Linked DNA regions of Homo sapiens: region 2 is linked to region 1. The links are chromatin contacts, found by Hi-C or POLR2A ChIA-PET in ENCODE. All regions are on one chromosome and are shown on one strand. Each heading gives the region's core, a stretch centred on a gene start or an enhancer-like site at or near the end of the contact. The rest is flanking DNA. Distances are from core to core; before and after follow the strand shown. Region 1 holds the start of SPATA2 (spermatogenesis associated 2). Region 2 holds the start of ARFGEF2 (ARF guanine nucleotide exchange factor 2).

Evidence for each region. Hi-C counts contacts between places; a loop is a spot of excess contacts on that map. ChIA-PET counts read pairs that join two places held with the same protein, here RNA polymerase II (POLR2A). Pooled maps may share reads with other maps.
Region 2: a loop to region 1 is called in a map of B cell, with 14 times the contacts of the local background. The contact joins the promoter of ARFGEF2 here to the promoter of SPATA2 in region 1. A Hi-C loop is called at or near these places in 1 of 168 maps with a recorded cell type or tissue (B cell) and 4 of 50 pooled maps. POLR2A ChIA-PET finds 5 or more read pairs at or near these places in 1 of 52 experiments (HepG2).

Annotation. Positions count from the first base shown.
Region 1 is chr20:49,913,963-49,917,571 of GRCh38, forward strand. SPATA2 (spermatogenesis associated 2) reads right to left here and starts at 1,567. Exons shown (of 3, transcript NM_006038.4): 1 at 1,418-1,567. LOC105372653 (a long non-coding RNA gene) reads left to right here and starts at 1,860. Exons shown (of 3, transcript NR_134564.1): 1 at 1,860-2,123. RefSeq lists enhancers at 585-754, 1,549-1,608 and a silencer at 1,269-1,518.
Region 2 is chr20:48,920,098-48,923,706 of GRCh38, forward strand. ARFGEF2 (ARF guanine nucleotide exchange factor 2) reads left to right here and starts at 1,614. Exons shown (of 39, transcript NM_006420.3): 1 at 1,614-1,913. The coding sequence starts at 1,793. RefSeq lists silencers at 1,375-1,454, 1,685-1,784, 1,825-1,874 and an enhancer at 2,245-2,324.

The DNA.
Region 1 (3,609 bases), core at 317-2,816:
GCGACAGAAGCTGCTAATTTCTCCAAGCAACCCAAGGATTGGAACGCCAAGCCGTGCCAGTCTGGTGGAAAAAAAAAAAAAAAAAAACCCAAAAAACAAAAAAACAGCACTGTGAATATCCTGAACACAGAGACAGGCAGGTGCCCAGAGTCAACGGCTCCAGTCAGCACCTCCTGCACCCACAATCTAGGTACCTTCTTGAAAAGCAAGTCAATGGAAAAAGAGATATTGCACAGTCAGGGAGCCAGTGGCTTCTTTAGTTATTTTTTGAACATCTAAGAGGAAAGCTGTATCTGTTTAGAGTCCCACTGCATGGAAGTGAAGTGATTCCGAGTAGCTAAGCATTAGCTTGGCTTTACCTCAGCTGGCCCATTCAAGCAGAAATGTTCCCCAAGCAGCATTTGAAGGCGCCCCCTCTCTGCACAGGCAGACCTATTTTGGTCTGTGCACTGCCCCTGTCCACAGGTTTACACATCCCTGGTCTAGCTCCATCAGCCTCCAAACAGGAGACGGGGAAGTCAGTTCAACCCCCTCCACCTCCCCACCCACACCAATGCACTCGTTCCAAGCAAGAGGCTCCGAGAAACATCCAAGGCACCTTCCACTGGCTGTGAAACACCAGAAGGTCCCCACACTCCTACTAGATTCCAAAGAAATTCACACAGAGTCCTTCCAAACCTCTGAAAATAACCTCAGCGGTGCTGAAAGAAGCTTCCCTAGTGGCAGCTGCCTCTCTCGGAGAAGCTCTGAAGGAAGCTGTTTCCCTCCCTGCAGGGGACAGAAGCTGGCGGCTGCTAAGTCCCAGCTCGGTCATTCCTACAGCCTCGGGGGGCCACGTCAGTTGTGAAAAACAGCCCAGTCTCAAATTCTGGCCCCCCCTACGGCTTCGTGAATTGAATGAAGTAACAGGAACTATCACTTATTGGACGCCTGCTGTATGCCAGAGGCCCTGCATGATCTCATTCCATCTCCACTCCAGCCCTAGCAACCAGGTTCAATCACTTAAATAGGCAACTGAGGCTCTTAAGATGAAGTGACTTATCCAAGGTCACACAGTGAGTACAAACCCAGGTGTGCCGCCAGAGCCTGAACTGGGAACCCCTGCGCGGTAACTGCCTCGTGGCGAAATCGGGGTGTCCTTCTGTTTGGCCAGTCGCCGAAGAGGGGTGTTCCTCTTGGGCGGCCCTGAGCCACCCTCGGCGGGTCCCAGGAGCCTGCGAGGCAGCTCCCGGGAGAATGGGGGTCCTGAGGATAGGCTGGGGGTCCCGGGAGCGCCGAAACAGCGGGCCCACCTGTAGTCCTGCCTGCCGTGAGGGTACCCCGCTCCCGGGCCAGCCGAGCCCTGCCGCTGTCTGGCGCCCCCTCCGCCTGGGGAAGCCCCGAAGGCAGTTTCCGCCCGCGGCCGCCCGTCACTCACCCTGACACTGCCGCCGAGGACGGCCCGGCCGAGGGAAGCAAGCGAGAGGCGCGGCTGCCGCCGGAGCCGGGCCCCGTCGGGCTCTAGCCTCTCCGGCCGGCTGCAGGGGTACTGAGACCAGTACCCGGGGGCCAGCAGCGACCCGGAAACACTCGGCCCGGAAATGATGTCACCATGAGGCGGGCCCGAAGAGAGGGTGGACCACGGCTGCGCGCTGGCTCCGGGAAGCGGTCGATGCCCGCGGCCGACGGAGACTACAACCCAGAGGCGGAGGACAAAGCGGAAGGCCGAAGAGCGAGGACGAAACCGGCGGAACCGCACTTTGGAGCCTAACGAGCCATCGCTGCGTCTGAGACTGGGACCCGGAAGTAAACAGGCCGGACGTGACGCAAGCCGCTCGGCCTAGGGATGGTGGCTGGCCGGGTTGTCATGGAAACCGCTCAGGAGCAGGGAGCTGGGAGCTATGAGTGCTGACTGCGTGAACTCGGCCTCCACTTCCCGGACCTGCCACTTATCATGATCCACGAGCTGTACTCATGACTCCGCACAAGCAAGCAGGGGCTGACGGTCGGATCCCTCGCCCCCATTTTACGGACAGAAGTACCGAGGCTCAAAGAGAGCCAGTGAGATGCTGAAATCACGCGTGATTGGAATCCAGCCTTGCTAGGGCTGCGGGTGTTACGGGCCGTGGGCGGCGGTTAAGAGCGTGGGTTCTATTTTTAGTTTTGCCACTTACTAGCTGTGTGACCTTGGACAAGTTACCTAACCTCTCTGAGCCTCAGCTTTCTAACCTGTAATATTAAATAATAAAGCCAGGCGTGGTGGCACGCGACTGTAGTCCCAGCTAGTCGGGAGGCTGAGGCGAGAGGATGGCTTGCTCCCAGGTGTTCGAGACCAACCTGGGCAACATAACGAGGCCACGTCTCTTAAAAAAAAAAAAAAAAAAAAAAAAAAAAAAAAGCCGGGCACGGCGGCTCACGCCTGTAATCCCAGCACTTTCGGATAAACTATATATATATATAATCTGACATCCCCACCAGACCCTGAGCTTCTTATTCATCTATTTCCCCCCGAGCTCTGCACATGTCTGATGAGGAGGCACACAACAGATGTTCATTGATTGTAGGATTCTCACTCTGAGTCTTGGTGACCCCAGCTAAAACCGGTGGGGCTTGTGTGATGAGTCAGTGACACAATACTGGGAAACGTTTGGAGAACCAGCAATCTGCTGCTGTCCAAACAGTAGCATTACTGTGTTTACCTGTCGTTGCCTGAGCACCGCTCAAAGTCCCTGTGTTCTTTATCAGCTCATGTTTAAGCTCCTCTCTTAATTATCTGCAATGTGATGATGTTCACAGGAATTCCATCTGAGACAAACTGTCCCACCTTAAGTCTGCCTCTTACAGCAACTCAGCACTCTGGTTTGGTAGCTCTTACAATATTGCATTTTCACGTGGGGCTGCTTAAAAAAGTCCCCTCCAGCTCTGTGGGTCTATGACAGGCAAAAGAGAAACAAAGATTTTGAAGAAGGGCTTTACCAGTAGGAAACCCTGGTCATCATCTACTATCAGAAAAGACCCAAAGTCTCCAAAGACAGTCACATTTCTCAGTTTTTTTTTTTTTTTTTTTTTTTTTTGAGACGGAGTCTCGCTCTGTCACCCAGGCTGGAGTGCAGTGGCACAATCTCAGCTCACTGCAAGCTCCGCCTCCTGGGTTCACGCCATTTTCCTGCCTCAGCCTCCGGAGTAGCTGGGACTACCGGCACGCGCCAACACGCCTGGCTAATTTTTTGTATTTTTAGTAGAGATGGGGTTTCACCAAGGTGGTCAGGATGGTCTCCATCTCTTGACCTCGTGATCCGCCCACCTCGGCCTCCCAAAGTGCTGGGATTACAGGCCTGAGCCACTGTGTCCGGCCATGTTTCTCATCTTTTAAACACAGTTGAAGGCTTGTGATTTCTCTACTTGGTGATGTAGAAATGACAGGAGCGTCCTTTCCCGACTTTATTATATAATGATTACCAGATTATGTAAGGGTCACGTGACAATGATTAGGCACTTCTACTTCCGAAGAGCCAACAACACGAACAATCTACCTACCTCTTTCTATTTTTTAGTTTTTTTTTCCATCACCAAAGTAATACATGATTCCAACAATACAGAGGAGTATAGAACAAAAAGCAAAACAGAAAA
Region 2 (3,609 bases), core at 364-2,863, 990 kb before region 1:
TCTTTGCATAAGCCCATGGCTGCCCTTGGGGGAAGGGGCCCAGGGGACACCACTAATGGTTGCTGTGATAGCATCATTGTGGAATGGAGTGGAAGCTGCCTTGGGGCCAGAGTATCTGTCCCCCAGCACTCATTTGCAGGCTGTGTGACACTGGCCATCTGGGTTTCTTCCCCTGACTCCCAAAGCCCAGGTCCAGTTCACTGCACTGTGAGGGTTCACAGGTTTATAACAGGATAAACTACAGAGAGAGGTCAGTGCTTCCTGGTATACTATGCACAGCTGCGACACTCAATAAACAGAAGTTCACTGAACTGCAAGGTCACTGCTGCTGTGACAGGAGGGTCATATGGATGTGTGTATCTTGCCAGTGGCTGTGGTGAAACCCTGCTTGTGGAGAATAGACATAAACACACCTTCTCTCTCTCCCTCTCTGTCTTCCTTTCACCTCCCCTCTCCCTCCACCCCTTCCATTTCCTATTCTCCCAGCATGTTCTTTCCACTCTTCCTCACCTCCTTCCCCTTCACCTCCTTCCTACACCATTCCTTTTTCCATCTCTTTCCTGTTTTCCTAACTTGTTACTCTCATCTTTTTCTTTCTTTTCTGTTCTTCCTGACAGCTCCCCTTCCTACCTCCTCTCCCTTCACCCTTTCTCCTACTCTTTCCCCTCCTCTCATTTCTACCTCTCTTTCCTTTTCACTTCCCCTCTCCCTCCTGTCTTTCTCCTTTTTCTTTTACCTCTGTGCCTCCCTCTCACCTCTTCCCACACCACCTCATCTCCTCCATAACTAACTCACCTCCTTTTTGTTTGTTTGTTTTTTGAGACAGGGTCTCCTTCTGTGGCCCAGGCTGGAGTGCAGTGGTGCCATCACAGCTCACTGCGGCCTCAACCTCCGAGGCTCAAGCGATCCTCCCACCTCAGCCTCCCCAGTAGCTGGGACCACAAGCAGCGCCACCAGGCCCGGCTGTTTTACTTTTTATTTTGTAGAGAAAGGGTCTCCCTATGTTGCCCAGGCTGGTCTCGAACTCCTGGGCTCAAGCGATGCTCCCGCCTTGGCCTCCGGAAGCGCTGGGATTAGAGGCGTGAGCCGCCGCGCCGGGCCTCCCCCCTTCCCCTCCGCCGCCGCCTTCTCATCGCCCTTCCTCCTTCCTCCTGACGCCCCTTACTCCCGATCACTTCTCATTCATTCACCAGCTTCCAGTCCTCGCTCCCTCACCTCTTTTCTTTCCTACTCGCCTTCTCCTCCTGCCCCTTTATCATCTCTCCTTGTCACCGTTCTTTTTTGCCAATCCTCTCGTTCCCCTTCCTTTCCTCATCTCCTCTCTTACCCACGTCATCTCCATTCTCGTGCTCCCCTTCACCTCCCGTTACCTTGCGCTTCTCTCCTCTCATCTCCATCACCACCTCTCCCCGCTTTCGCCTTTCTTTAGCCCCCGCGTCCCCTATACCCTTCGCCCATGCCCACTCCCCTCCCCACCTTCTCTTCTTCCACCCTCCACCCTCGCCTTCTGTCTCTCGCCCACCTGACTCCGCTCCGCCCCCAGCCTTAGGCTCCGCCCCGCTGGGGGTCACGGGGCCGACGGACGCTAGGCGGCCGTAGCGGCCTCGCCAGTCACGTGGTCACGTGACGCGCTCCAACATGGCGGCGCCGTGGGGCCGAGGTGTCGCTTCCTGACGGGGCGGCGCGGACGGACGCGGCCGGTGCCGGCCGGGACGCCGGGCCCGCAGCCTAGCTCGCCATCTCGCTCACGCCGCCCGCCCGCGGGGCCGTCAGCCCCCGCCGGGCCGGGGCCATGCAGGAGAGCCAGACCAAGAGCATGTTCGTGTCCCGGGCCCTGGAGAAGATCCTAGCCGACAAGGAGGTGAAGCGGCCCCAGCACTCCCAGCTGCGCAGGGCCTGCCAGGTGGCGCTCGGTGGGTGAGCCGCTCCCGCCCTGCCCCGCGCTGGCCTCAGCACGTCGGCCGTTGCCCTATCCTACTCGGCCTTGGCCCGGCCTCCTGGCCTCCGCTTCCCCCCGATCCCGAATTCCACCCTTCCGGCCTCCTCCTCATTATACCCCCGGAGGAAGTGTTGCCCGGGCAGCTCGGGACTGGCCCAAGGTCACCTAGCAAGTTGGTGACAACCAGAGCTTGTTCCTCAGGGTTCCAGCTCAGGGCTTTTGCCACGATTCCTTGTCGCCCTGTTTCCTGGTTCCTCCCCTCACCACCTCCAAGTCCTAGAAACAGTAGCCCTTGCCCCAAGTTTTTTCGTTACCTGAGCTCTGCTGATTGGGGTTCCCCTAGGTGAACAGAGCATGTAGGAAGAGCCGTCCAACTGGTTTAGGGAAACCCCTGATTCTTGTTTTGGAAGTGCCCGTTGGAGAATGTTTTCCTTTGGTTTGGGGATCTCCCATAGCTCTTTCCCTCAAGGAAGGATTGTAGAAGGTGTTCTGGATCTCCCAGGCATTGTAGTGAGCAAGACATCTGCTTATTCCTAGCAGTCCACTAAAATACAAGGTCTTCAGCGCGAAGATACTTGTCTGACTTATTCATTGCTGTATCCCTTGCGCTTGCAACAGTGCCTGGCGCACAGTAGGTGCTCGATAAATATTTGCTGATTGAATGGACCCTCAGATTATGGAAAGAGGGAGAATTCTAACTAATAGTTAAAGGCTTGATAATTGATAGCAAAATCACTATCCTATCTTTCAGTTTTAATCATTTAACAAATATTTATCAAGTGCCCACTGCATACCAGGTACTGAGAATTCAGTGGGGAACAAGACGGACATGGTCCTTACCCCTATGGAGCTTATACTCGAATAGAGGAGACAAAATAATTAATTAAGAAAATAGGTGAGGTATTTTGGAATACTGATAAATACTATTTTGAAAATAAAACAGCAAGATGTGATAAAGAGGGCTTGAGGACTGCTTTCCATGGTCAGGAAAGTAATCTTTTCCAAGAGGAAAAGTAATCAGGTGGTCAGGAAAGTAATCTTTTCCAAGAGGGTGACACTTGAGCTGAATACTGAAAGGCAAGAACTATCCACCATATGGAGTTTCAGAAGAGAGTTCTTGGTGGGAGAATCCATGCATTTGACCAGAGCTGTTTTCAAGCTAATTCACTGCCCCAACGTCTTTGGTTTGGAATCTGTAAAGGCCTGTTTTTCCTAACAAAATGAGCAAATGGAAAGTTTGATTTTTAGTCACATAGTTTGAGATTGTTATCACCTTTCTCCTTTCATTTGCTACAAAGTATAGAGTAGTGTTCTTTTGGCATTTAGAAATAGGCTGGTGAACTTTGCACTTCCCTGGAAAGAAGGTCCCTGGCTTTCATCAGATTTTCAGAGGGCCCTGAGACTCCCTCAGGGGCCAACTATTGATGCAGAGGTGGTAGTCTAGATAATCTGGAAACAGTTGCTAGTCCGTGAAATTCAGGATCAGTGGAAGGAATTTACTGAGATGTAGATTTTTAAAGCTTTTCTCTTCCAATAACCAAGGCTGTTGGGTATTTTATCAGCAATGTGGGATAAGCACTGCAAAGCAGTTTGTTAGGCAAGAGCCTGGTATTTATAACTCCACGTTGAAATCTGCCTGGACTCTATCTTCTCGATATTGTTGTGGAGGT